Regions from separate parts of the Homo sapiens genome. Here region 2 is linked to region 1. A link is a loop called in an ENCODE intact Hi-C map of the cell type or tissue named here. Cell type or tissue: heart left ventricle. All regions are shown on one strand. Links, peaks and the distances in the headings refer to the core of each region. The heading gives the core; the rest is flanking DNA.

Evidence for each region. Peaks named below come from ENCODE experiments on the same cell type or tissue, not always from the same donor. Only the 100,000 strongest peaks of a DNase experiment are listed, where the experiment ranks them.
Region 2: a loop joins it to region 1, with 3 times the contacts of the local background. A loop is called at or near these places in 9 of 110 quality-filtered maps.

What each region holds. Positions count from the first base shown.
Region 1 is chr10:110,116,298-110,131,595 of GRCh38, reverse strand. It overlaps ADD3 (adducin 3), which reads right to left. Exons shown (of 15, transcript NM_016824.5): 4 at 15,186-15,298; 5 at 14,174-14,254; 6 at 12,860-13,009; 7 at 12,242-12,385; 8 at 12,032-12,130; 9 at 9,304-9,486; 10 at 7,322-7,579; 11 at 5,651-5,770; 12 at 5,093-5,179; 13 at 1,110-1,233. Among named protein-coding and RNA genes, the nearest start is that of MXI1, 84 kb to the left of the region's middle. RefSeq lists a silencer at 1,671-1,965. In heart left ventricle, for the core only: no CTCF peak of the experiment used is centred there; no DNase peak of the experiment used is centred there.
Region 2 is chr10:109,971,601-109,986,898 of GRCh38, reverse strand. The region is part of intron 2 of ADD3-AS1 (ADD3 antisense RNA 1); the gene reads left to right. Among named protein-coding and RNA genes, the nearest start is that of ADD3, 29 kb to the left of the region's middle. In heart left ventricle, for the core only: CTCF peaks have their summits at 8,112 and 8,314 (motif pointing left); no DNase peak of the experiment used is centred there; H3K4me3 peaks cover 736 bases; H3K27ac peaks cover 2,248 bases.

The sequences.
Region 1 (15,298 bases), core at 50-8,049:
CCTTGGATGATCAAGATGTCATTAGTTCTTCCTAAATGATATCTAACATGGACAAAAATTCATTAACTATTGGCTTATTTTGCTTTGCATGAAAATTTCAACTGTATGTTGTGGATGCTCTAAAGCAGAGGCTCCTTACCCTCTTTTTGGGTGACAGGCTTGTTCCTGACCCTGAACCCTTCCCTCCCTAAATGTGTACCTTAAACAATAAAGCATGTATTTTTCAGGTGGCTCATGGACTGCCTGAAGCTTATCCAAAGACTCAAGATAGAGAACTCCTGCTAGGAAGAATCTCTTATTCCAGAGAAAAAGGGAGCTAGTAGTCAATTGTTTAAGATGTTTTCATTAACAAGTCTTAAATATAATCCTAACAATCTACTTACTAAGGGTTCCAAAGCCAGAAAACTCAACCTACTAGAGTGTCCGTGTGCTTAAGGAAAGTCACATCAAAATTTTAGCAGTTAGTTTTAAATTTTGAAGTGACAATGTTGGCACCTTGAGATAACCAGAAATAGAGATTTTACAAAGCATCAAAACTACATACTTATGAATCTGTAATTATTTAAAATTAAGAGAGTTAAAAAGCCACATAATTATGAAATGTTTAAATCCATTAATTTATCTACATCTACTTTGGCTAGTAATTCTTTACTCATCTGGGAATCTCACTTTCTAGAAGATTTTACTATAAAATAGTAGCATTCAGATTGTTTTTTTTCTTTTTCTGTTTTTTTTTTTTTGAGACGGAGTCTCTCTCTGTCGCCCAGGCTGCAGTGCAGTGGTGCGATCTCAGCTCACTGCAACCTCTGCCTCCCAGGTTCAAGCGATTCTCCTGCCTCAGCCACCAGAGTAGCTAGGACTACAGGCGTGTACCACCATGCCCGGCTAATTTTTTAATTTTTAATAGAGACGGGGTTTCACCATGTTGGCCAGGCTGGTCTCAAACTCCTGACCTCAAGCAATCCACCTGCCTTGGTCTCCCAAAGTGCTGGGATTACAGGTGTGAGCCATTGTGCCCGGCCACACTGACTGCTTTCTATCATCCAACGTGAGGTACTTTATTGTTATCAGTGTGGCTTACCCTAGGTTGAATGTAAAGATTAACTAACCTTCTAGGCCTTGTTGTTTACGTTCGATTGTCCTCTTATACTCTTCAAGTTCTCCTTCTGTGAGATGACTAAATGGGTTAGGAGGAGCTGGTGGGCCATGATCATCATCTTCAAATTGCATAGTCTTACAAAGAAAAAATAAAAATCGATTCATTACCAAGAGTTTTACTTATATATCTATCCATCCATCCATCTATATACACATAAATGCAAATATGATGTTTGTGAAGCCTTATTTCACAACAATCCTAAGAAATGCAAGGTAACATGCTTTGTTTAAAATGCTCTTGTAAGATTGATGCCCTTAAACTACTAATCCAATGGACTAAAATTGCCAGTGATATTTCCTCAATAAGCCTGTATAAGTAAATCTTAATAATTTTTAAAAACCATTATGCCAAGTTCTAATAAGTTTCACATAAAAAAAACTTGAAAAAAACAAGAATTGCTCCATTTTAAAGACCACTGTAAAAAAGGCTTACAGAAATGAAACTGTACCAAAAGTAGTTCTTTAAATCTGTTACGAAAATAAGCTTGTAGCTGTTTTCTCCAGGAAAGGAAATAATGAGAATTTCAGTTGCAGTTGGCATATGGAACCCATGTATTTATTTTTCATCCCTCCCAAAACCCCACTAAAATGATAGTAAAGGAATAGAAAAAAACAAAACAAAACACCCTTAAGGACAAAAGAATGTGAGATGAAACAACAAAGGATGAGAAATGTTAACATATTTTTGGAAGCTGGAATGCAAGTGGAACAGCAGGTAGCAGAGCTGAGAAAGTTGAAGCCTCAGTCCTGAAAAAAAGGATGCAAATGAGAAGCATGCTTATTTGCCCTGAAGAGGTCTGGTAAGGCCCATAAACTAGAGGCAATAGGTACCATAGAAGGTGGTGGTAAGGAAAAGGTGAAAATAGAGGAACATGTTCAAAGTCTGAATAGGAAACAGATTCCCAGGTTCCCTTCCCTATTCCACAGAGCCAAGCATTTCCCTCTCTCTCATCTCTGCAGAAGATCAGAGGCTTGAGAAAGAAAAACTAGGCTGGGCGCGGTGGCTCACACCTGTAATCCCAGCACTTTGGAAGGCCAAGGCGAGCAGATCACCTGAGGTCCAGAGTTCGAGACTAGCCTGACCAACATGGAGAAACCCTGCCTCTACTAAAAATACAAAATTAGCCGGGCATGGTGGTGCATGCCTGTAATCCCAGCTACTCAGGAGGCTGAGGCAGGAGAATGGCTTGAACCCGGGAGGCGGAGGTTGCCGTGAGCTGAGGTCACGCCATTGCGCTCCAGCCTGGGCAACAAGAACAAAACTCCGTCTCAAAAAAAAAAAAAAAAGAAAGAAAGAAAGAAAGAAAAACTAACTAGGGGACACAAAATACAGTTGCAGGCTCCTAGAATGATGGTTGGAAACTGGCAGGAGACTGGAGTTCTTTTCCAGATAAACTAAATAGTCCCAGATAAAAGAATTACAGAGAATAATGTTTGGGGATTCCCCAGAGAAACAACCTGGTCCACATCCAATCACCCTACAGTGAAGCCCACCAATCCCCGAGCTCTGTGTATACCCAGAGCTTCTGATATGCTTTAATGTCTCATTCTTCCATATAAACAGACATACGGAACAACTCAGAATAGACAAAGACAACAAAGGCAAATGAAGAAAATTTAAAATTGATACCCTTAGAGCAATAAGAGAAAGTGTAAAGATCAGGATGTTATTAAAAAGGAACATTCAGGGAATAAGAACTCTTATTAAAAATAAAAAAGTTGGCTGGGCGTGGTGGCTCACGCCTGTAATCCCAGCACTTTGGGAGGCCAAGGCGGGCAGATCACGAGGTCAGGAGATTGAAACCATCCTGGCTAACGCGGTGAAACCCTGTCTCTACTAAAAATACAAAAAAAATTAGTCGGGCACGGTGACAGGCGCCTGTAGTCCCAGCTACTTGGGAGGCTGAGGCAGAGAATGGCGTGCACCCAGGAAGGCGGAGCTTGCAGTGAGCCAAGATCGCGCCACTGCACTCTAGCCTGGGCAACAGTGCGAGACTCCATCTCAAAAAAAATAAATAAAATAAAATAAATTAAAAAAGTTAACATCAAAATAAAAAATTAAAAGGGTTAGAAAACATTCTCCCAGAAAGTAGGATACAAAGATAAAGAGATGGCAAGTAGGAGAGAAAAGAAAAAAATCAGAGGCTCAAAGAGGCCCAACATCCAAACTAACATAATATACTGACAGAAAAAGAAATGGGAAGAAAACACTCTTGAAGAAACACTTTTAAAAAACTTCCAGAACTGAAGGATATGACTCTGGAGATTGAAAAGGGTTACTAATTACTTAGAAAAAAGACTAAAAAGAGATCAGCACACAATCATAAAATTTCAGAACAGCAGGGATGCAGAAAGGGTCTAAAAGCAAAAAAAAAAAAAAAAAAAAAATCCTAAACAAAGGTTCAGGAATTCCAATGCCTTCCTACTTCAACAATAAAATAGGGAACAGAATGATGCTTTTCTTATTTCAGGGGAAAATTATTTCTAAACTATTCTATATCCATTATATGCACATTTGAAGATAGAATAAAGGCATTTCAGACTGTTACCACCTATGTATCCTTTTCTCGGAAAGCTATTAGAGGGTGCGTTCTACAGTAAAGGAGGAAATCAAGAAAGCAGAAGACACAAGATACAGGAAACGGAATACAATATAGATCAGCAGCACAGGAATCCTCCAGATGAACCTGTGCAGCTGGCCTGAGAGCAACCAATTTAGATTTGGATCAGAATGAAGGGGGGCTGGAACAGAGAGATTACCTGTTGACTTTCACCCTGTGGAAAATAATATTAGGACAGATTTTATGTTATTCTTATTTTTTGAGACGGAGTCTCGCTCTGTCACCAGGCTGGAGTACAGTGGCATGATCTTGGCTCACTGCAACCTCTGCCTCCCGGGTTCGAGTGATTCTCCTGCCTCAGCCTCCTGAGTAGCTGGGACTACAGGTGCACGCCACCACGCACAGCTAATTTTTGTATTTTCAGTAGAGATGGGGTTTCACCATGTTGGCCAGGATGGTCTTGATCTCTTGACCTCGTGATCTGCCCGCCTCGGCCTCCCAAAGTGCTGGGATTACAGGCGTGAGCCACTGCACCCAGCCGGGACTTTATAATTCTTTTAAAAAGTTCGGGAAGAACTAAGCCAATGTACCCCAAATAATAAGCCAATGAAAAAAAGGCAAGGTGAGAGTAGGGAGGGGTGACTTATGTAAGAAAGGAAATACTACCTGGCTTAGCAGCAAACATGTAGTAATATAAATAACGAAAGCTGATCTAACAGAAAAAAACAAAAAACAAAAAACAAAAACTGTGATGTATCCTTACTGGGAGAATGGGGAGAGGGAAAAAGGGAAGCACTGTATAAACAGGCTAAATCCCCATCTTTCAAAAATATTTCATTAATTCTAAGATGAACTTTTTCCATCTCTGAAATTGGGAACAATTATAATTGGCAGTGTTTTTTCTCTTTTAGTGACATATAAAACAATGGTACTTCTTATAACGGATAACACAGATTTGATGAAAAATAGTCAAGGTCTAAAACTGATAGACCAAGAAAAAGCAGAAGATGCTCTTTAGAAACATCAAAGGAGGACGAGGAGCAGTGGTTTATACCTGTAATCCCAATACTTCAGGAGGTCAAGGCTGGAGGATCACCTGAGATCAGGTGTTCACGACTATCCTGGGCAACAGAGTGAGACCTCATCTCAACTAACTAACCAGAAACACCAAAGTAAACATTAGAAGCAATGAAAAGAACAGAAAGTTGCTGCACCTGGAAACTGGGAATTGTGGGTGACATTTTAAATCTTGTGAGTTGACTTTTTAACTTGTGCTTATATTAACCTTAGTAAAAATAAATATTCATATTTAAAAATCAATGAAATTAATGTGGTAAATAAAAAACAAAGATCATACTACTTCATAAACTTACAGAAGGTGGCTTATCCACAACAATTCCAGCAAGCAACTGAGATTGTGGTCCTGCTGTTTTCAAGTCATATCGATTTTGTTCCCGAATCTGAATTGAAAAACAATTCAATATAAAGTTCTTGAGGGCAACTATGCAGATGACCTTTGCTTTATCTTTTCATAAAAGCTTACTACTTGACATTTCCAGAGTGAGAGTCTCTTCAATTCCCACCTCCATAAAGACCTCTTTTACCATCCTAACAACTCATATTAGTCTCCTCTGCTCTTTATGGCAAGTTATTTCCTTTCGTCTTAGGTTGTTAGAGAACTGCATTTTCCCCCTAATAGCAGGGTTCTCTAACGCAGAAAAATGTTCAATACATCTTCCCCATGTAGCCTGTTCACCAATTACTAGCACAGAGCTGGAGGCATTCAATATAAGCTAAAATTATACTGAATTAAATTCCAAATTCTTCTGTATTCAAACTTCTAAGTTTGGCATTAACCAGATTCAACCACTGGTGATTTAAACATAAAGCAATTAAAATGTCTCCCCTGGCTATAGAAGACCATGTCTTACCTTATTTCTCTTTTCTAGTACCTCATTCGGGTTTGTGTTTAAAGGAACAAACTGATTTGGATCTTCAATTTTGATAGGTGTTCCACCACTAACTTTAGATGAGTCTTCTGCTTTCATCCACTAAAGAATCAAAAATTTTCTAAAATGAAGCTTTGTGTTAAGAAAATATTAGTAGATTGTTAGATAACTGCTTATAGTCTCAAGAGGGGCATTGCCAATGTTTAAATAATTTCACTAAGCAGTATCTTAGTGGTGAATTAGTTTCATCTCATACTAGTTAGAAAAGGCTCAAAATCAACATTTACTTAAAAAATAAATGCCATTACGATTCACATAAATATTCAATTATACTGCTAATTAAACTTTCTCCTTGTGTCAAGTGAAAATATGATGCTGAAACTACTTCAAGCACAGAGAGCATGATCTCACATTCACTCACATTCAGTGTTTTGTCTTCTGCACTGAAGACAGCAGTCAGATGAAGATGGCAAAGGAGTAATCAAAAAAAAAAAAAACTTAAGAAATATCTTAAGATTTTAGTTTATCAGACTTCACTTTTTATTTTTGGCTGACAGAAAAGGCCAAGCCCTAATCGGCATTTTATAATGGGGATAATCTGGTATATAATAGCAAAATAGAACCACGGGGTTGGAAGGAGCTTACATAATTCTTCTCATTTACCCCATATTATAATCCTTAAAGAAAGCGAATCTCGATCAAGATTAATGATGGCTGACCATCAATCTCTGTAAACAAAATGAATTCTGAGAAACCAATGAGTTTAATTATGTTCTTTTACTGGGAGGCAAGAAATCTTATAGACTACAGAAAAGACATTTTGATGCCTAGGTATTTTCATATTGAATGCCATTAGTTTATATAAGATGAACTAATTCTGAATATCTAGAACTGTGGTGTCCAATCTTTTGACTTCCCTGGGCCACATTGGAAGAACTGTCTTGGGCCACATATAAAATACACCAACACTAACGATAGCTGATTAGTTTAACAAAATCACAAAAAATTCTCATAATGTTTTAATAAAGTTTACAAATTTGTGTTGAGCTGCATCCAAAGCCATCCTGGGCCATGGACTGGACAAGACTGACCTAGAGAATGTTTGGTGGTATGCACTCCAAAACCAAACCAAACCAAATCTAATGCAAAATTCTGAAAAAGATAAAATAACCCATTTCTCTACCTACAAGATCTTGCCTAAGGGTAGCTATGTGCAGTGATTCATGCAGCTTTGGTACAATTAGGAGTTGATAACTTTTACAGTTTTAATTCACTGGTGAATTAAACTACTGGTGTAGTTTAATAGAAACTACAAAGCAGTATCATGTAGTGGACAAGAACTGGGCTCAAGAGTCAGACTGTCTTCATGCAAATCCCGAGTTTACCATTAAAACATGATTAATTAACCCTTCTTGCCTTGGTTTTCTCATCTATAAAATAGAAAAACAGCATCATTCATATTAGGAGAGTTAAATGAGAAAATTCGTGTATGGCACTTAGAAGAGTGTCTTGCACAAAGTTAAAGCCAGATAAGTGACAGTAATATTTTTAATATTATTTTACTTTCCAAATATTTTCAATATAGAACATTCAATTCTTGAGTAACTAGGCAAAATATTTAGTAAAGGCAAACTACATAAAATACTGGCATACCGTGATTTTGGTTCGGGGACTGGTTTCTCCGTTCCGAGACTCCTCAGGCACATTCACTTTCATGTAAGTATTTGGTGAGTTCAGCCATCTTGTTTTTTCACGCTGTTGCCTCTGTGCCATGTATTTGAGAGGAGAGAGTGGCACTGTATCGTCTTCAAAGGAAAAAGCAGTCACAGTTGCTGGGATTTCCACATCACTCTTGTGCCTAGGCTTCTCTCGAATGAGAGGATGCCTGTAAGCATAGCCTGTTCTATACCCCTAAGGGAGGGAAAAGCCACATTTGAAGCATCAAACCTGTATCAATAACAGCATTTGGATCCTAATTCCTTTTGTATACAAATGATTTAAAAGACTCCTTTGCTAAAAAACAAAGAAAAAGGCATCCTTCCAAACACCACATAACTTTCATGTAACACTGGAGCTGAAATTATGCAAATTTCAAGACCTAGTTAGAGCTGATAACAGCTGATATTGCAATTTCCACTCACACAACTGTTCCCGACAAACGAACAGTTCTAAGTTGCTGACCAGAAGTGCTTTTCTATCTATAAAACTGTTCTGGGGAAGCAAATCTCAGTGCTCATTTAAGTCTCTGTTCCTGGGTCTGAAGGCAGTCAGCCTTCTGAGCCTTCACAGAAGAGGGTAAAATCTAAAATAACATTTGCCAAACCATACATCTTTTAAGGGGTTACTATCCAAAATATATAGGGGACTCAAAAAATAACAAGAGAAGAACCCAATTAAAAAATAGGCAAAGGATCTGAATAAACATTTCTCAAAAGAAGACATACAAATGGTCAACAAGTGTATTAAAACATCACTAATCAAGAAAATGCAAATTAAAGCACGAGATGGCATGTCCTGTTAGAATCGCTATTATAAAAAAGATGAAAGACAACAAGTGTTAGAATGTAGGGAGAAAGGGACCCTTTGCACACTGTTGGTAGCAATGTAAATTAGTATAGCCATTGTGGAAAACAGTATGGAGGTTCCTCATACAATTAAAAATAAAACTACCATATCACCCAACAGTCTCACTACCAGATATATATCCAAAGGGAATGTACTCAGTATGTCAAAGAGGTATCTGTACTCTCATGTTAGGTACACCATTATTCACAATAGCCAAGATATGGAATCATCCTAAGTGTCCATTGATGGATGGGATATAAATGTGGTATATACAACATAATGGAATACTATTCAGCTTTAAAAAAGAAATTCTGTCAAATGTGACAACATGGATGAACCTAGAGGACATTGTATTAAATAAAATAAACCAGGCACAGAAAGACAAATACCCCATGATCTCACTTATATACAGAGTCTTAAAAAGTTGAACTTGTTGGGCATGGCAGCTCACGCCAGTAATCCCAGCACTTTGGGAGGCTGAGGTGGGAGGACTGCTTGAGCCCAGGAATTCAAGACCAGCCTGGGCAACATGGAGAAACCCTATCTCTACAAAAAGTAAAAAAAAAAAAATAAATTAGCCAGGCACGGTGGCACACACGTTATGTCCCAGATACACAGGAGGCTGAGGTGGAAGAATGGTTTGAGCCCAGCAGGTTGAGACTGCAAGTGAGCCCTGATTGTGTCACGGCACTCCAAGCAAGATCCTGCCTCCAAGAAAAAAAAAAAAGTTGAACTCATAAAAGTAGAGTAGAATAGTGGTTACAAGGAGGTGGGGGTGGGGAGATGTTGATCAAAGGATACAAAATTTCAGTTAGGAGGAAAAAGTTCAAGAGATATATTGTACTATGGTGACTACAGTTAATAACAATATATTGTAATCTTAAAAAAAAAACACGACATTTGTAAGTTCTGTTTAATTCTCAAAGGTGTGGTTAAATAACAATGAAATGCTTTCCTAGGGCCAAACTCAGCTTCTGGAAGAGTATGGAGCATGTTCTACAAAAATGGAAGCATCTGCTCTTGAATCTGAAGACATTAAATCCAAGTTTTACTTCAATTTTGCAACCTACCAAGTTGTCCAGAGTCCTCATAAGCCCTTCAAACTCAATTTCGCCAACCTTCCATTTTTGATGGGAACCCATATTCACACCTCCTCCACCAGACGCTGCTACAGTGTAAGTGAAAGCTTTATACTTCTGAAAGTCCAGTACATGGAGATTGTCTACTCCACCTGCACCTGCTAGGGCCTGCACCTGTAATCAATGGTAAAATATACAGAGACACAAAACTATAAAGACTGTAATGAGTATTTTACTTTCAAAAAGGCACAATTTCAATTTGGCAAATATCTATAATACTTGCTCAGGCTACTAACAACAAAGACAAGATGACACTCTTGTGCCAGCAGACAGCTGAAGTATCTTTTCCACCTATCTGAAAAAGAAACCTTCCAAGACTCTGATCCTCCCTGATGGAAAACACATTAGAGCCATACCTCTTAACATATTTTAAGCCACGGAATTCTGCTGCCAAATTTTAAATTTCTTTTCTTGAAGTTTTCCCAGGGTTATCCAGTTAATACTTTTGCTAAAAGCTATAATTTTAAGGAAATACAAAAACACTGTACTTTGAATTTAAAGATATTTAGGCAGAAGCCATCAGCTCATTATCTTAATTTAATTAAGCTTTTCATAGCCCCATTTGAGAAGAGGAGGAACCATTAAAGCAAAAATAAGTTGATTGTTAGGACAAGTTAATGTTGGTAGAAAAAGTTTTTTTTTAGTTGTTCTTTTCCCCCTTTCTTGTGGCCCTTCCAATAAATTAAGATTATTACCATTTGCTTCATGAGAATTTGCTTTATTTATTTATTTATTTATTGAGGACTGAGTTTCACTCTTGTTGCCCAGGCTGGAGTGCAATGGCACGATATCGGCTCACTGCAAACTTCGCCTCCCGGGTTCAAGCGATTCTCCCGCCTCAGCCTCCCAAGTAGCTGGGATTACAGGCACATGACACCACGCCCTGTTAATTTTGTATTTTTAGTACAGACGGGGTTTCTCCATGTTGGTCAGGCTGGTCTCGAACTCCTGACCTCAGGTGATCTACCCAGCTCAGCCTCCCAAAGTGCTGGGATTACAGGCATGAGCTACCGTGCCTGGCCAAATCTGCTTGATTTAAAGAGAAAATTAGGGCCTTTAGTTTAATTAGATCCCATTTGTCAATTTTGTCTTTTGTTGCCATTGCTTTTGGTGTTTTGGACATGAAGTCCTTGCCCATGCCTATGTCCTGAATGGTAATGCCTAGGTTTTCTTCTAAGGTTTTTATGGTTTTAGGTCTAACGTTTAAATCTTTAATCCATCTTGAATTGATTTTTGTATAAGGTGTAAGGAAGGGATCCAGTTTCAGCTTTCTACATATGGCTAGCCAGTTTTCCCAGCACCATTTATTAAATAGGGAATCCTTTCCCCATTGCTTGTTTTTCTCAGGTTTGTCAAAGATCAGCTAGTCGTAGGTATGTGGCGTTATTTCTGAGGGCTCCGTTCTGTTCCATTTATCTATATCTCTGTTTTGATACCAGTACCATGCTGTTTTGGTTACTGTAGCCTTGTAGTATAGTTTGAAGTCAGGTAGTGTGATGCCTCCAGCTTTGTTCTTTTGGCTTAGGATTGACTTGGCGATGCGGGCTCTCTAGTTCAACCATTGTGGAAGTCAGTGTGGCGATTCCTCAGGGATCTTGAACTAGAAATACCATTTGACCCAGCCATTCCATTACTGGGTATATACCCAAAGGACTATAAATCATGCTGCTATAAAGACACATGCACACGTATGTTTATTGCGGCATTATTCACAATAGCAAAGACTTGGAACCAACCAAATGTCCAACAATGATAGACTGGATTAAGAAAATGTGGCACATATACACCATAGAATACTATGCAGCCATAAAAAATGATGAGTTCATGTCCTTTGTAGGGACATGGATGAAATTGGAAATCATCATTCTCAGTAAACTATCACAAGAACAAAAAACCAAACACCGCATATTCTCACTCATAGGTGGGAATTGAACAATGAGATCACATGGACACAGGAAGGGGAATATCACACTCTGGGGACTGTGGTGGGGTGGGGGGAGGGGGGAGGGATAGCATTGGGAGATATACCTAATGCTAGATGACGAGTTGGTGGGTGCAGCGCACCAGCATGGCACATGTATACATATGTAACTAACCTGCACAATGTGCACATGTACCCTAAAACTTAAAGTATAATTAAAAAAAAAAGAAAAAGAAAAAGAAAATTAGGGCCTTTAAATACATTCAACATCTCTGATGAAAAAAATGATTAATAAATATCCAACCTCTCATCATAATGAGGCTGTGGAATTGTTGAAAACTGCAATTTCATATAACTTCTGGACCTAGTCAAACTTTTTACAAAAGTGACCACAACACATTTGATTCTTGATTTGCAGCTGTTTTTCTTCCTTAATTAGTACCACCACTACAGGGTGAAAACAGAAATATGCAATTGTACTAACTTAAAAAGCAGGATTGTAGGGAAAATGATGTTTATGAGGCCCTTAGATTGTGTGTGAGAAAATTTTAATTTCCTTTACTCCTATTTTCAATTCAAGAGATAACTGAGTTGAAAACCCTGCCTACATAAGTAGAGCAGAACTTCTCTTAAAAGACAAAAAGCCACTAACTAATATGTATTTGCAAATAAGTACACAAAATCCAACTAAACGAGCAAATAACAAAGCAATTAAAAAAGGGGAATAATGTTTCCTACCTGAATCTCACAGGCTAGTTGCACATTAAAAATATAATGAAAAGCCTCCTCTAATGTTTCTCCAAGTGCAACCACACCATGATTCCTGAGTACCAGCACCTAAAATAGAATGCCCACAGCAATCACTTGAAATAACTGGCATAGCTCACACTGTTTTCATCAACAGCAGCAGCAACAAAAATAGCTCCTTAGACAAACTCTACTACATACCTTACAACTTGGTCCCAGAACCTTCTGCAGTTGAATTCTCTCCTCCTGTTCTTCAAGTGACCCTTGGTAGTCATAATAGGCAACATCTCCCAGAAGAAGAGACTCTTGAGAAATTGGAAGGATCCCACATTTCATGGAGGATACCTATTTGGTTTGGCCCATACCAAGATAACACATTTGGTTACTAAATACATTTTCATAGGAACCTGATTGTTTGGTCAGCTCAGGAAAACACTGGCCTATTCACTGTGTTTCACCATTGCAGCCCACTTCCCACTTTATTCACTTCCCATTTTGTTTCTTCCACACACACACAAAAAGGACTTAGGGAATACAACTCAACTTATATGCTGTGTCAAATATTATGAAAGAAGCTTTGCTCCAAAAAACTCAATGACCCAATTTTCAAACTGGTTAGTTTTAGAATCCAAATGTTATTTCTCCAGTTGTTTCCTAGAATGGTAGCATTTGGTCCCAAAGGCCTTTTGCTTTCTGGGTATGCAGATTATTGTATCAAATATGATTTTGAAAAGCAGATAGTAAAGCATCCTGTTGAGAAAGCCACAAAAATAATACATCTTCCAGCGTCCTGTCAGTTTTGGACTTTCATTGACTTACAGCTGCTGTTGCAAGGGTATGGATGTGTATCACACACTTAACATCAGGACGTGTTGAATAGATTGCAGCATGGGGACTGAATCCTGTATGGTCAATTTTCAAATTGGTACTTCCCTGGTCAACCACTTCTCCTATTATATTGACTTTCACCTGGAAAAAATCAGAAGGACATATTTAACTGGTATATACGTATCAAAGTTTGTGTTTCACAAGCTAAACCAGGGGGTAGCAAACCTTTTTGTAAAAGGTCAGATAGCAAATATTTTGGACTTTGTGGGCCTCTGCTGCAATTACTCAAATCTGCAGCTGCAGTACAAAAGCAGCCATAAACAATCTGTAAGTTAACAGGTATAGCTTTGTTCCCATAAAACTTTATTTATAAAACAGGTGCAACAAAACTTGGTACTTGGCAAGAAGTACAGTTTCCAAGAAAAGGAGAAACTTAAGCTCTTCATCGGAGGTCTGAACAAGTCTGGCATGTATAGAATTGGCTAGAAAACTTCTATTTGCTAACATTGCAGCAAGCACCCAGAACCAAGGTAGCTCCTGTCACTCTGTAAGCTGATGACAGTGGCTAGGAGTAGTCATGGAAAAGATAAAATACTAAGGTCAGATCCTATACTCATACCAGCTGAACTTTGTTTAAATCTAGCTATGAACATTGTGTGTGTGTGTGTGTGTGTGTGTGTGTGTGTGTGTGTGTGTGTGTGTGTGTGTATTGAAGACAGAGTCTCGCCCTGTAGCCCAGGCTGGAGTGCAATGGTGCGATCTTGGCTCACTGCAACCTCTACCTTATGGATTCAAGCGATTCTCCTGCCTCAGCCTCCCGAGTAGCCGGGATTACAGGTGTGTGCCACCACGCCCAGCTAATTTTTTGTTATCTTTAGTAGAGATGGGGTTTCACCATGTTGGTCAGGCTGGTCTTGAACTCCTGACCTCGTGATCCACTTGCCTCAGCCTCCCAAAGTGCTTGGATTACAGGCGTGAGCCACTGCACCTGGCCGTGTGTGTTTTTTTTACACAATTTTTTTACACAAATTTCTGAGTGTATAGGGTGGTAAAAAAAAAAAAATCACGATTCCCTTCAAAACATAGACAAGTTAACTGATAAGACCAACTCATTTATTAGTCTCTTCAATTACGCTATTCTCTAAAGCTTTTCCCTAAAACAACATAGTTCAAATTCCCTTCACTGTTCACTAGTAAATGTTTTTCCATCCATACCTTCTTATTCTGTCCTGTGCTAAAAGCTAAGAACTGTCAGAAAAGCCAAAGAAAGCTCAGAAAAAGCAACACAGGAATGGAAAATTATACCAAATTGGAGGCTGTAGCTTCAGAAAAAGATAGGCCTCTGGGAATTATTATAATGTGGTCTTGCTCCTTACTTATTCTTACCTGGAAAAAAAAACAACAGGGAATTACTATGAAGTGGTTCATATTTTGCAGTGGAAACATGACTACAAATATATTTACAATGAATAATTGTAAGAGATCAGGAAAAAAAAAACCAACAAAGCAAAAATTAAAGGTCTACAACATGAAACTTTCCTAAAGTTTCCCTCAAGTACTTGCTAAAAAATTCTGACTTTAGTTTCTTATTTACTGGACTTACCTAAAAGTGTTATTTTGGGGCTCTAAGGTTATTTAGGGTCAGCTATGTTCATGAAAAATAAATGCTAATATTATTCAAGCCAATGTGGTAATAATTATAACCTTAATTTATAACTTGGAAGTTAAGGCAAAATGGGCAAAGGAAAGAGAACAAAATCTCTTCCTAGGAAGGAATTAAAATAAAGATGGAAGGTGGAAAGGAAGAAAGATTCTTGATGGACTGCATCTGTACCATTTCCATTGTACAATATTTTAATCCTCTTTTGTTTCCAAATAGCATCTTTTTCCAAGTGTGGCAAAATAAAAATATGATGGTGAATGGAAAGAATATATTTTAAAAATAAAGACCAGGGAGGAAACTTCCCTGACCTCCTCTATCTTCCTTGCCTCAAATGCTTTTTAAAGCCACTGATGCTCAGACATAATTATCATGGAGAGGGACAATTTTGCCAGAAGGATTTCTTCCTGGATAGATTCTACAGTTGGTCTGAACCAAAGGAACTTGGAACAACATAGATAGTAAGGGGAGAAGAAAGGTGGGGGAATTGGAGCCTCTCCCTTGGGTATAAGGTTTAAATCAGTATTTGGTTGTGATCTAGCATACTAGGTTTAGAGAATAAGTCTGAAAACTGGACTTCCAGGTAAAGGTAAGAAGAGTATAGTTGCCTTCTAGCTGGAATTTTTTAAAAAAGGAATTGAAAGCTGAAGAACTCACTGAGATATAGGTATTTGCCAGGTGTGCCCATCCAAACAAGTCTACAAGTCTGTACAGGCTGGCAAGTTTACAGCGAGTAAGTTTTTCTCCCTTCACATATGAGGATGTATCTG
Region 2 (15,298 bases), core at 4,541-12,540, 150 kb after region 1:
CCAACTTGGCCTCCCAAAGTGCTGGGATTACAGGGGCGAGCCACCACTCCCAGCCAAAGTCAACTTAAACATAAGTATATATTACTTTTATAATAAAAAGCAAACAAGTTAATAAAATTAAATGAAAATAAAGCCTGCACTTAGATTTAAGTCCTTGATCTATCTTGAGTTGATTTTTATATAAGGTAAGAGATGAGGATCCAGTTTCATTCTCCTACAGGTGGCTTGCCAATTATCCAAGCACCATTTGTTGAATAGTGTGTCCTTTCCCCACTTTATGTTTTTGTTTGCTTTGTCAAAGATCAGTTAGCTGTAGGTATTTGGCTTTATTTCTTGGTTCTCTATTCTGTTCCATTGGTCTATGTGCCTATTTTTATACCAGTACTATGCTGTTTTGGTGACTGTGGCCTTATCGTATAGTTTGAAATCAGGTAATGTGATGCCTCTAGATTTGTTCTTTTTCCTTAGTCTTGCTTTGGCTATGCAGGCTCTTTTTTAGTTCCACATGAATTTTAAGATTTTTTTTCTAGTTCTGTGAAGAATGATAGTGGTATTTTGATGAGAATTGCATTGAATTTGTAGATTGCTTTTGGCAGTATGGTCATTATCACAATATTTATTTTACCCATCCATAAGCATGAGATGTTGATCCATTTGTTTGTGTCATCTATGATTTCTTTTAGCAGTATTTTGTAGTTTTCCTTGTATAGGCCTTTCACCTCCTTGGTTAGGTATATTCCTAAGTATTTAATTTTTTTGCAGCTATTGTAAAAGGAGTTGAGATCTTGATTTCTCAGCTTGGTTGCTTTTGCCTGAAACTATACAAACTCTAGAAGATAACATCAGAAAAAACTTTCTAGATATTGGCTTAGGCAAGGATTTCATGACCAAGAGCTCAAAAGCAAATGCAATAAAAACAAAGATAAATAGCTGGGACTTAATTTAAAGAGCTTTGCACGGCAAAAGGAACAGTCAGCAAAGTAAACAGACAACCCACAGAGTGGGAGAAAATCTTCTCAATCTATACATCTGACAAAGAACTAATATCTGGAATCTACGGCGAACTCAAACAAATTAACAGGAGAAAAAAAAAACCAATCCTATCAAAATGTGGGCTAAGGACATGAATAGACAATTCACAAAAGAAGATATACAAATGGCCAAACAAACATATGAAAAAATGCTCAACATCACTCATGATCAGGGAAATGCAAATCAAAACCACAATGTGATACTACCTTACTCCTGCAAGAATGGCCATAATAAAAGAATCTACACTTCTACACTGCTGGTGGGAATGTAAACTGGTACAACCACTATGAAAAACAGTGGAGATTCCTTAAAAAACTAAAAGTAGAACTACCATTTGATCCGGCAATCCCACTACTAGATATCTAACCAGAGGAAAAGAAGTCATTATACGAAAAAGATACTTGCACATGCATGTTTATAGCAGCACAATTCACAACTGCAAAATCATGGAACCAATTCAAATGCCCATCAATCAATGAGTGGATAAAGAAACTCTGGTATATATATCAAAGATATATAAACTGTGAGATATATATATATATATCATATATTTATGATGGAATACTACTCAGCCATAAAAAGGAATGAATTAATGGCATTCAAAGCAACCTGGATGGGATTGGAGACTATTATTCTAAGTGAAGTAACTCAGGAATGAAAAACCGAACATCGTATGTTCTCACTCATAAGTGGAAGCTAAACTATGAGGCTGCAAAAGCATAAGAATGACACAGTAGACTTTGGGGACTCTGGAGGAAAGGGTGGGAAGGGGGTGAGGGATAAAAGACTATGAATCGGGTTCGGTGTATACTGCTTGGGTGACGGGCGGACCAAAATCTCACAAATCACCACTAAAGAACTTACTCGTGTAACCAAATATCACCTGTTCCCAAAAACCTATGGAAATAAAAAAATTTAAAACAGAAAGAAAGAAAATAAAGCTGCACATATTGTAACACACCATGGGGCCAGGCACGGTGGCTCATGCCTGTAATTCCAGCATTTTGGGAGGCTGAGGCAGGCAGATCACTTGAGATCAAGAGTTCGAGTCCAGCCTAGCCAACATGGTGAAACCCCATCTCTGCTAAAAATACAAAAATTAGCCAGGCATGGTGGTGCATGCCTGTAATCCCAGCTACTCAGGAGGCTGAGGCAGGAGAATCACTTGACACCGTCAGGTGGAGGTAGCAGTGAGCCAAGGTGGCGCCACTGCACTCCAGCCTGAGCAACAGAGCGAGATTCTGTCTCAAACAAACAAACAAACAAACAAACAAAAACCCACCATGGTGCATGGGGTGGGAGCCTAGAGGGGCAGGGAAACTTTGGAGGGAAGAGAGCTGGCTACTTCTAAGTTGAAAAAAAGCAGAAGGCGCTAAGAGGCAAAGGAATCGAGAAAGGGAAATGGTGGTGGTAATGAAGCTCATATCAAGGCAATGATTTTTATTTATTTTTGGCTTAAACAATAGAAGTGTATTGTCTCACAGTTCTGAAGGCTGGACATCTGAGATCAAGGTGTGGGCAGGGTTGGTTTCTTCTCGGGGCTGTAGGGAAGAATCTGCTCTATGCTTCTCCCCTAGCTTCTGCAGGATTGCTGCCCATCTTTGGCATGCCTTGGCTTGTAGATCTCTGCTTTCATGGCGTTCTCTCTGTGTATGTGACTGTGTCCAAATTTCCCCTTTTTGTAAGGACATCAGTCATCTTGAATTGGAGGCTCACCCTACTCCACTATGACTTCATCTTAACTTAAATCTGCAATTACCCTGTTTTCAAATAAGGTCACATTCTGAGTTATGGGGGTTAGGGCTTCAATATGTAAATTTTTTTAGGAGAGGAACACAGTTTTACTCATAAAGGTAGGTACAAAAAGGAACTTATGTCACAAGCAAGGATTTGAACTTCAAGAATTTTGGTTTGTCCATTTAAAAGATAACCATTTTTTTCCCTGCGAAATCAACAGTTTCTAAGTGTTAGTCAAAATCATAACTTATGCAAAGGAACTCTAGGGATATTGACAAAACTGGAAGGGTAGATATCTCTAGCCAACTGGAGATCAATATGAGCCAAGAGGAAACTTGACAAATTCGGGGGAACATTCAGGTAAATAATTGGTCATGGTGTTGTTCACTGTCTATTTACACTGCCTTAAGCTGGTGCTTTTGGCAGATTTAGTGCCCTGAGACTTCAACGCTGAACCTTCACAACTATGACTGAGAAGCATGATAAGACTAATGAGACTATTTAAAATAACTATTTAGGCTGGGCGTGGTGGCTCACACCTGTAACCAGCAATTTGGGAGGCCAAGGCAGGCAGATTGCTTGAGCCCAGGAGTTCCAGACTAGCCTGGGCAATGTGGCAAAACCGTCTCTACTAAAAATACAAAAATTAGCCAGGCGTGGTGGCACGCGCCCGTAGTCCCAGCTACTCAGCAGGCTAAGGCGGGAGGATTGCCTGAGCCTGAAAGATTGAGGCTGCAGTGAGCCGAGATTGCGCCATCGCACTCTAGCCTGGGTAACAGAGTAAGACCCTGAATTGAAATAAAATAAAATAAAATAAAATAAAATAAAATAAAATAAAATAAAATAAAATAGAACAGAATTGTTTAAAACAATGAGACTATTTAATACAAACTGTACAGGATGCATTCTATCCTGCCTCCCCATCTCTCTTTCTCTCTCCCTCTTATTTAAAAAAAATTTAAAAATGTTTAACTGTGATAAAATAGACAACATAAAATTGATCGTCTTAACCATTTTTAAGTGTATAGTTCAGTATTACTAAGGATATTCACATTGTTGTGCAACCAATCTCCAGAGCTTTATTATCTTGCAAACCTAAAATTCTATTCTCCTTAAACACCAACTTGCCATTTCCCTCTCCCTCCAGCCCCTGGCAACAACCATTGCACTTTCTATTTCTGTGAATTTGGCTTGTCTAGCTATCTCATATAAGTGTAATAATACAATATTTCTCTCTTTTTGTGAATGGCTTATTTTACTTAGCTTAATGTCCTCAAGGTTCATCCATGTTATAACATGTGTCAGAATTCCCTTTCTTTTTCAGGCTGAATAATATGCACATTTTGTTTATCCTTTCATCTGTCAAAGGACATTTGGGTTGCTTCTACCTTTTGGCGGTTGTGAATAATGCTGCTACGAACATGGCTGTACAAATATATCTTCAAGATCCTGCTTTCAATTCTTTTGGATAAATACCCAAAAACGGGATTGCTGAATCATATGGTAATTCTTTTTTAATTTTTTGAAGAGCTGCCATATGTTTTTAAATTGTGATCTACTCATTGCTCAGTTAGAAAGATAGAAAGCAAGAAGGTGGCTGTTTCTCAATATATAAATCACATAAAACCCAAGGAAGCAAGCTTGTCCTCAGTAGAATCAAGAGACTTTTAAAGAACTCTGTGATATCTAAAGCAAATGTAGGAGCATGCTTCAGGCTGTTTTCCTGGGAAGTGGAGAAGAAAAAGCAATTGCTGACTAAGCTGAGCGAGGAGCTAAGTATTTTCTACTGGGAAATATTTATCTGCTTGGTGCAGTTGCAAGTTCTGGGGAGTGTCCTTATTAGAAAACAGCTGATAATTCCAGGAAAACTTGGAAGAATCACCATGGTGATGAAGAGTGACCCATTTAAAGTGTAAAGCCTATTGTGAGTTGAACTTTAAAAGATACTTGTATAGAAGTTTCTCTTTCGTGTTGCATTGGACGTAAAATATGATATAAGGTAACATTATTATTATTATCTCCATTCCTCCTGCTGCCTGATGTACTGAGGGGGACCCTAGGACACCTTTAGAGCCTGGTCCTGACTTGGCTACTCCTTAGCCACATGACTTTGACAGGCCACTCAACCTCTGCAGTCTCAGACGATTGATCTGAAGAGCCTCTAAAGTCTCATTAGTATGTGGGTTTACTTCTATGGGTATATAATTGTTTTGGCTCCTTTTTGTTTATTACTCATTTTCTCTAGAACTTGGCTACTGAGCAAACTCACCACATCAGACATAGTGGAGAAGGAGGAAATAAGCCAAGATGTGCTAACGGACAAACACAATGGCAAAGTCCATGTGTTAAAGCTCCTTCTCCTTATTGCTTTTCTTTGACCTCAGGAGCATGGGGTTGAGTAAATCATACTTGTGGGTTCATGCACCCTTTCATCATTAGTCTGGATAAGGCCTCTCTCTGTTTAATTTTACTATATTATTTTCTTTTTCTTTTGCGGGGGGAACAGAGTCTCACTATGTCGTCCAGGCTGGAGTGCAATGGCAAAATCTCAGCTCACTGCAACCTCCTGGGTTCAAGCAATTCTCCTGCCTCAGCTTCCTGAGTAGATGGGATTACGTGTGTGCGCCACCATGCCCAGCTAATTTTTGTATTTTTAGTAGAGATGGGGTTTCACCCTGTTGGCCAGGCTAGTCTCCAACTCCTGACCTTGTGATCCACCCACCTTGGCCTCCCAAAGTGCTGACCTGGCCTAATTTTACACCGGAACTGGCCTAATTTTACTATATTATTTTCTTCTGCTTCATCTCCCATCCCCTTTCCCTTTCCAGGTGCTGTGCTTGTGGTATAAATGGACTATCTTATTTAATTCTAATGACAACACTGGAGTAGACAATGCAGAGAATGCTGTCATCCCCATTTTACATATGGAGAAACTGAGGCTTAAGGAGGCTAAAGGGAAGAGGCAGAATATCAAACTAACCAGACAGATCCAGAATCCACACTCCTAAACACCACAGAAGCTAATCAAGAAAACTGATTTAAAATACAACTTGTCTCTAAGTTATTCTGAATTGTCTGTAGGACACCTCTCCCCCATTATTCAAAGGAAATATTAACAAATCTACTTTGAGGCACTTTGTTTCTCCTCATTCATCTTTCGCAGGACATTATCACCAGAGACAGTTTCGAAAAACTGGGATGATAGTCTCTTTGGATTTCCTTTTCCTCTGTTCCATTTCTCTTGCAAAACTTGGAGCTATAATTGTCAACTTGTGCCTTGACTCTGTGGCTTGCTGGGCACATAATTGAAATGATGTAAAATAGCATTTCCCCTCCTTAAACAGAACACCTGTCCACTCACATTGTGCTCTTTCTGAATCTCATTTATAAGAAGAAGATTGTTGATGGGCAGAATATGCTACTGAAGTGATGTTTCTCCCCTATGGGAGAGAAACATGAATAGTGCAGAGATTTATAATAGGATGAAGTGTGTGCCACCTTTAAGGTAAAGCCACACGAATTGATGGTTACCTAAAGTGATGGCCATTCCTGGTAGTCTTAGCACAACTTAATATGTGATGGGACAAGATTTTTAGCATTGACTACATTTTGTTTGTGAACCCTGGTGGGAGGGGAGGACAACCCTCAGGGGAGATGCAGAGATAGGAGTGGTTAAGGGCTTTTTTGACTAGGAGGGTTCTTTCCAGGGAGCTCTGAGGATGGATTACCAGGATGGGGAGATCAGATCATAGAGAGAGGGACCATACTGGAAATTAATAATAATAATAATAATGTTGTGGATGATGATAATAATGTCAATCTCTATTGAAGGCTTACTGTGTGTCAGATGCTGGATTATATTACTTTATATGCATGATCTTATTTATTCTTCTCAACAACTTCAGATAGATACTATTACGGGGACCTGAAGTAGATATTATTATAATCTCTATTTTACAGTGGAGGTAACTGAGGCTTAGAGAGGTTAAGTAACGTAGCCAGGTCAAGATCACGTAGCCAGCAACAACTCATTGGTCCATGCTTTTACCAGCACACTCACAGAGCCAGTGAGCTTTGGACGCAAGGAGTAAGATCAGGAGAGAATGGGAAAATGCCTTTTGAAGGGGATAATTGAAAGGGCCACAGTGGGATTGTGTGAAGGGCCCAGGTTTGATCGAGTGGTTCAGAGTTTTACTCAAATAGGAAGAAAGAAAACATCAGGTTGGTCCCTCTGGGTGAGAGATTGGGTGAAACTGCTTAAAAAATCCAGACCAGAGCCACATTCTGCCTTTAGAATCAGCTCTTCACTATTTTCCACCCAATTTTAAGGCCATGTTGTTATATAATTTGGATATGACAGCCAGAGATAATTTTCTGCTCGAAACAATTAGTCATATTTTAGGTTGGATAGGTTTGACTGAGTAAATCTTTCTTCAAGTGAGCATTTTATTAATTATAGAAAGGGCTTGGAGAGACATCCTTTCAAATAACGGAATCAAACCCTTTCTCTAAGAGAGGAATCCCTAAGCCTTGCTGGATCTTGCACAAAAATCATATACCATCCCACAGCTAAATTCATTTAGAATCCCACCAGAACATTCTAATGCAATTTTTATGAAGTGTCTTTTATTTTGTACTTGCTTACTCTGTAACAAATGAGTCATTGATTTTCAAAAAATTTTAAATGTATCCAGAGGGTTTTTTTTTTCTTTTCAGTTTTTGTTTTGAACAGCCATTCAGAAGCCAAACCCAGTAACCCTAAGTTCTCCTGGCTGCTTTGCTGTAAAGATAGCTTTCCTCTGAACTGATTGTAGTGGTTGCTTTGACAAGAACGAACCACTTTCTTTTTTTAAAAAAAATTTATTATATTTTATTTTAAGTTCCAGGATACATGTACAGTACGTGCAGGTTTGTTACATAGGTAAACGTGTGCCATGGTGGTTTGCTGCACCTATCAACCCATCACCTAGGCATTAAGCCCTGCATGTGTTAGCTATTTATCCTGATGCTCTCCCTCTACAGGCCCCAATGTGTGTTGTTCCCCTCCCTGTGTCCATGTGTTCTCATTGAAGAACGAACAACTTTCAACTAGCCAAATTGCTGAGATGTGAAAGAAGTACCTTACAAGTCTTTCTAAAATGTTGTCCAGCAATTATGTTTGAATATTTGTGTGTTATATTCAGGGAAGGCCTGAAAACAACAACAATAAAAATGAAACTTTAGGGTCAATCCCAATTTTCTTTGTGATCATGAGGTATTCTAATCTAGAGTTCCTTTGGGAGCCTTTCCTTGTGAGTTTAAGTAGGAAAGCCGACGGGAGCCTCACCGTACAGCTGTGGTCGGGTACAGTAATCCCCTGATGACTAGTCAAAGACAGATCCACTCGATGCCTATGTTTTTTTCTATCATTCAAGAGTGGCCAAGGAGACCAAGGGTAGGAGTGAGAATTCACTAGAGTTTTCAACAAAGCATTCCAATAAATTAAAAAAACAAACAACTTTTGTAAGAATGAAGTGTTTGGCAATGCTGGTTGGTTACAGCGCCCTCATGTGTCTCAGCATGGTAGTGTCATTTTAGGGCTTTCCAAGGGCATGAGATTCTCTCCTAATCATTAGACCAATGCTATTGAATGGAGTCCTTTTCCTCCATGTTTGTTTCTAGGGTCACAAATAGACTTCTTTCTTCTTTAGGTGTTAGTTTGAATCTCCAGTGTGATTATAATTTTTATTAGAAACTGTAAACATGAACTATCTCATTTTCCAGTCTGTTTCTGTGCATGCTCGATAAATGCTTGCTGAATTTGAGCTCATTTAAATGTCAATTCCTGCCAAAAAGTGAAAATAACCCAAATGCCCGGCTGGGGAATCAATAAACAAATTGTGGCACATCCATACAATAGAATACTACTTAGTAATAAAAAGGAAAGAACTACTGACACGCAGCAACAAGAGGCTGTGAATTATAAGGTTCTACTTATGTGACATTCTGGAATCAGACAGATACCAGATCAGCAGCAGCCACAGGGCTGGGGAAATATGGTGGGATTGGTTGCAAATGGGTATTAGGGAACTTTTCGGGGAGATGGAAATGTTCTTTATCTTACTTGATGTTGGTGACTTGACTACATACATTAGTCAAAACTTATCGAACTGGCAATGGTGGTATGACAATGAGTATAGCTGCTTTCCAAAACTCATTGAATTGTGCACTGGAAAAGGGTAAAATTAACTGTATATGAATGATACCTCAGTAAGCCTCATAAAAACTTTCAATTCCTTAAAAAATTATCATGGATTTCTTCCAGAGTACTGAACACCAACCCCTCTGGGTTGGTTTCCTTTTCTTTGCCTATCTGAAAAAGATGCCACGATTAAACTCTTAGACTCTGCAAGTTCCAGCCCAGTTCAAAGTCCCAATGGGGCCAGACTGCATTCCAAACAGTCTGCTCCCCGCCTCTGCCATTATACCAGAGACGGCGTATGCAGTGACACAGTCTCTGTAGCATTTGGATACTGAAAAGGAAAACATCAAAGTTCCGGGCCAGTGCTAGCTGCCACCAACAAGCACAAGCCCCTTGAGGAGAAATGAGATCTGGGCCCTGAAGGCAAATTCATACTGTCAGTTTGCTGGCTCTCCTCAGTGAAGGACAACAACCACGGTTCCTGGGCAGAAGCTGTGCTTTGTACAGATTTATTAGCCACTTGACTGAATGTTCTGCCCCAGGCAGTGCCCAATATCTGATTCTGGAAAACAACTTTGGTTCCCGCAGCTCCCAAGATGTTCTACCTACCCTCATTCCCTATGATGGTGACCTACAAATGTTGATACAGGCCAGTGGTTCTTAAACTTCACTGGGTTCAGGAATCACCTAAGGAGTGTATTTTCTAAATGTCAGTTCCCAGTCTTCACTTGCACTCTGAGATTCTAGTGTAATAAGCCTGGGAGCAGTTCCTGGAAATTGCATTTTAGAAAAGCACCTCTGGTGATTCTGATGCAGGAGGTCTAAGGCTCACACTTTAAAATATGATGATCTGAGGCCTGGAAAAATTCATATACCATCTAGACTTTTGTTTTCACTTGAAATAGTTGAAAAATTAATTCATTGGAAACATCTGACCCATCACGTCGTTGAGTAACACAGTGATTAACAGTGGGGCTCTAGAGTGGGGTTCCTGGGTTCAAAGCCCACCTACACCTCTTATTACCCATGAGGCTTTAGACAGGTTACTTAATCTCTTCACAGCATGTGTGTAAGAGGAAGTAGGATCAAATGAGCTAACACTTAAAAAGCACTCAGAGTGAGTGCCAGTAAGCATTAGATAAACATCATTATTATTCTGTCCAGATCAATAAAGATTGAAGGGAATATTGCAAACCATGAACAAAGAAAGATACTTCAAAGAGCTTTTCATTTAAAGCTTGGACAACTCTAAATACTTCAAATGGTAGACGGAAATGTAGCCACTTTATGTATGCCAAGTTTCCTACATTCCAAATTTCTTTGGAATTTAGGAAATTTTTTATATTAAAAATATAAGCTGAACAAATATGTAAGCTGAACTTAGCAGTACCCCTTTTCTTTGATTAAGGAGCTTATGACAACTCACATATATCAGCTTGCTCATCTTTATAAGTTATCCATAATATTTGGTGCTTCTTAAAGATGCAAATCAGAATCATGTGTAGAGCTTTTGGAAAGGACAAATTTTGACTCAGTAGAGATTGGGGTGGGGCCTAGGGAATCTGATTTTCTAAAAAGCTCTCTCCATGATTTGGCTGTACATTCCAGGTAGAGAACAACCATTACAGGTGAAAGCTGGGATAATCTACCTTGTTTTAAAATGTAAGAAACAGAGACAAAACATGTTAAATACTTTGCCCCAATGTCATTCAGCAAATCATTTGGTGAGGCAGGAGTTGGATTTTTGTCAGTAATTCCAGGGGCTACTATATTAGTACTTTCCACTATGGCTTATACAGTATAAGCTATTTGTATAGGGTAGGATAAGCAAAGTAAATTTTTACTCCCTCATTTGCTTATGAAATAGTACTCTGATCTGAATATGTAGGAACTTTAGAACTGCTGACCTGGGATTCTGAATTCCTTTCAGATTCCACCTTTTACCTTCTTAGCCACGTATCCCCATTTACTGATTATCTCCATTAAATCCCTGGAAGTGTAAAGGAGAGATGGCTCATACAGTGCTTGGGTCAAATCCCTATGGGAAATAAGATCATGTGCTTAAAGACTTGTTCTTCCCCATTCTTGGAGCTTAAGGACCACAGCTTCATCATGATCAAATCCAAGATAAATTAGTACATAAATCTAGGAAAATGAGGATCTCATAAGATCACGAATCTAAGAATATTATCTTATAAATTACTGACTCATAAATCACCGGGGCATGAATCACACGAATATCAAAAAGGCCATTCTAGTGGCTGAAGGCAGTGGCATTTTGGTGGCCTCTACTCTTGAGTTGAGATTTTTGTGGATTCCCTTCTCATCTTGGGAAATATCTGTAACCTATGAAGTCCCTCAGAAACCATTTTCCTGAATGTATTATCAGAGAAGAAAATCTGTTAAAGTCTGCCATTGGGAGGAGGGTGGCCACCAATCAAGTGAAATCATTCTGCTGAACTTGAGCCAGGGAACCAAATTGGGGCAGTATCATTTTGCATGCAAGATGGCCCAGCAGGCTGGAATCCCTGCCTGCAGACCTTCACACATCACCAACTTTTTGCTAATAAAACAGACCCCATTATTTAGTTTCTTCTTGGCATCCACTGGCTGCTTCCCTTTCAGACTTTCTGTTGCCCATATTTCAATATCCCACCTTTGCATTCTCCTCCTGCTCTTGTTAAAGTACTGTTTCTTTCTTTTTCTTTTCTTCTTCTTCTTCTTTAAAAAAAAAAAAAAGATCCCTTTTAATCAGATAGCTCCTGCTGGCATGAGCTGTCAGAGGTATTCATTTCAGTGGACTCTGGCCTTATGCTGCATTACCTTGGCAACAAGATTTAGAAGCAAAGCCTTGGCCTTGAACTTGTCAGAGTCTCCAACGATGTGAACTCAGCACATACTACTCTCTAGCATATCAAGTTGTCATGCCAACCACTAACAATAAAATCCATCTCTGTCTTCTAGGGTTTTAATTCAATAACTTTTCAAATTGGTTCCTTCTGTAATTCAATTGGTCTGGAAATGTAATATATGAACGTGCACGTGTGTGTGTGTGTACACTGTGTTTAACCAGTCACTAATGGCCTTCCACTAAAAGACTGGAGGTTGGAAATGCAATATAGGTCAAAAGTTCATCAAAAAGCAAAGAAAACCGGTGCTGGATCTAACAAAAGAAGCCTGAAAATTTGGAAATCCTGACAAAGAGGTAACTAAACGAAGCCTCAAGAGCTGACTTCTGCCCTCAGATATATGCACATGACTTCTATTGGCACGGGTGCATAGCACATTTGATACTCAGAGTAGCTGTTCCCCCATAGATATTTAGAACTCCTTTAGTTTTGAATACACAACCAATTTCCATTTCTTTTTTTTTTTTTTTTTTTTTTTTTTGTGAGACAGAGTCTCGCTCTGTCGCTCAGGGTGGAGTGCTGGAGGCAGTGGCGCCATCTCGGCTCACTGCAAGTTCCGCCTCCCGGGTTCACGCCATTGTCCTGCCTCAGCATCCCAAGCAGCTGGTACTACAGGCGCCCGCCACTATGCCCAGCTAATTTTTTGTATTTTTTAGTAGAGACGGGGTTTCACTGTGTTAGCCAGGATGGTCCCGATCTCCTGACCTCATGATCCGCCCGCCTCGGCCTCCCAGAGTGCTGGGATTACAGGGGTGAGCCACTGAGCCCGGCTAACCAACTTCCATTTCTTTTTGAGACGGAGTCTTGCTCTGTCACCCAGGCTGGAGTGCAGTGGCGCGATCTCGGCTCACTGCAAGCTCCGCCTCTCGGGTTCACGCCATTCTCCTGCCTCAGCCTCCCAAGTAGCTGGAACTACAGGTGCCTGCCACCACGCCCAGCTAATTTTTTTTTTTTTTTTTTTTGCATTTTTAGTAGAGACGGGGTTTCACCGTGTTAGCCAGGATGGTCTCGATCTCCTGACCTTGTGATCGGCCCGCCTCAGCCTCCCAAAGTGCTGGGATTACAGGCGTGAAGCACCGCACCTGGCCCCAACTTCCATTTCTTAAAAGCATTCCTATTTTTATATTTACATTTCATTTTCCTCTGAACCAGAAAGCTCTTTAAGAACCTGTCCCCTTTGAAAGACTCTTAATCTTCTAAGGACATTCAAACAGGGATTGCATGGAGTCTAGGGGCTGGAAGTAACCAGGGGTCGGGGCTTCTCAAACTTATGTGTTTCAATGCCTCCTTATTCTTGTGCCAACTCTGTGATTATTTGCTCCTTGTTTTTCTCCTTTAATTGACATGTTTTAATAAATTTAGAGAGGGAACTTTATATCATTAGTCTGATACTCTGCTTTTTAGACCCTCTGCCCCTAGGGGCATAGTTCTCTCTTAGTTTTCAATAATTAACACGTATAGGGTTGTCAGTGTGCTAGCTGATGACCACTAAAAATACTTTTTGTGTACTAATTCGTTTAATCTTCACAATCATCATAGCAACCCTTTGAAGCAGGTAATTATTTTTATCATCATAGCTTCACAGAGGAGGAAACAAAGATACTGAGAAGTTAGGCAGCACATCCACAGCTAGTATAAGTAAGGACTGAGTTTCAAACCCTGCAGCCTAGTTCCAGAGTCTCAACTCAGAATACTGCTTTACTGGATTCTGGCTGATATGTGAGCCTGTCTGCAAAGTTTTATACAGGAAGCACTGATTACCTAAAATTGCAAATTTCTTGAAGGCAGAGACCATCTTTAATACTTCCATCTCTCTCTTAGTGCCTACTTGTGTACCTTTGACATAATACTTGCTTAGAAATATGCTCAGTTTGTGAAAGAGTGATCTGGGAGAATCCTAGAATATCAAATTCAAGGCCACTTTGAAAAATCTAGTTTTTGTATAAGTTGGAACAAAAGAGGTTATCTTCACCTCTAAACCATACATATATAAGTTCTTCTGTAGAACAAATTCATTGACGTTAAAGGCCATGTTTGGTGGTGTGATGGATATTTTCTGTTGGCACCCCTACCCTGGCCCGACCCAGAGACACTTTCTACCTTTCCCCACTGTGCCCTCTGCCCTGGGCACCTGACCTTTACCAACTGCATCAACTGGACTTTCTTGCTTTCCAGCTTTGCATTGGGTTGGGAGGCACTGGCTGGAGAATGAGAGAAAGGTTGGACTATTTACTCCTGTAGCTCACTCTTTGCCAAGGCACAGTTTGGTAATGCTTTCTTCTACCCAAGACCATTGGTTCTACTGCATAGCCCTCTCCTACAGCTACAGCTCTTGCTGGTATGGAAACAACTTCCTGCTGGTACTAGTTCCAGGGCACTTCACCATTCCTTATTGGTGTCCTCCTGTAAGTCTAACTTAACTTTCATTAATAGTCTCTTCAATAAATGTATCATCTGTCTCCTGACAGGATCCTGGCTCTTAACACTTGTCATCTGGCCAAGTGCTTGTCAAATATTAATGGACATGAGAATCACTTACAGATCTTGTTAATATCCAGGTTCTTATTCAGAGGACTGGGGTGGGACCTGAAATTCTGCATTTCTAACAAGCTCCCAGGTCAACGGATGCTCCATAGGTCACACTTTTGGTAACAGTGATCTAGTAGATGGTCTATAGTTGTCACTTGACAGGTATTTTAAGTTGAATTAAAGAATGGCTAAATGAATGCCTTGGATGCAATGCTGCATTCAATACTGGTGAAGGAAGCTACAGCTTCACGCCACACCTATCTTGTAATAACTTACCCCTGAGGTCCCAGCAGGGCTGCAGCAGACCCACCTGGTCACACCATAAAGTTCACAGCTGCTTGGACACCCGTATCTCTGTTTTTCTCATTGGCACAGCCACCCTGGTGATTCTCATCATTTTCAGTTAATACTGTTTATTAAAAACAGCAACTACCACATCTAACTTCCTAGAAATTGAATTCGCACACACAGGTAATTTTTTCTTCAGAGATGAAAGAAAAACTGATTATTTTCAACATCGGAATCAATTGCCCCTGAGGGACAATTCTTGCTGAGTGAAAGGTGGGAGAGAAATTCATGGTTTGCCAAATAGTAAGTTTTATTTGCTCAGATTCTGTATAATCTTGTACAAACAGGCTCTATGTGCAAAGGCAAAGTTAAGCTCCAAGGGATCGTTCAAAACAAGACCCAGCTGATGGCAAACTACATCTAGCTGTGCTTGTAAACAGATGAAGCTGTTGGGAGATCTGAATTCCCTTTTACATTTAGCTGACCAACTACGATTTTTGAACACAAACTAAGTGCCAGGTACTACATCTCTTTGTAGGACATGATTATGTACAAAGTAAAATGTTATTAATTTCAAATCCAAATATACTGAATATTGTGATAATTCAGGCGGATGCTAACC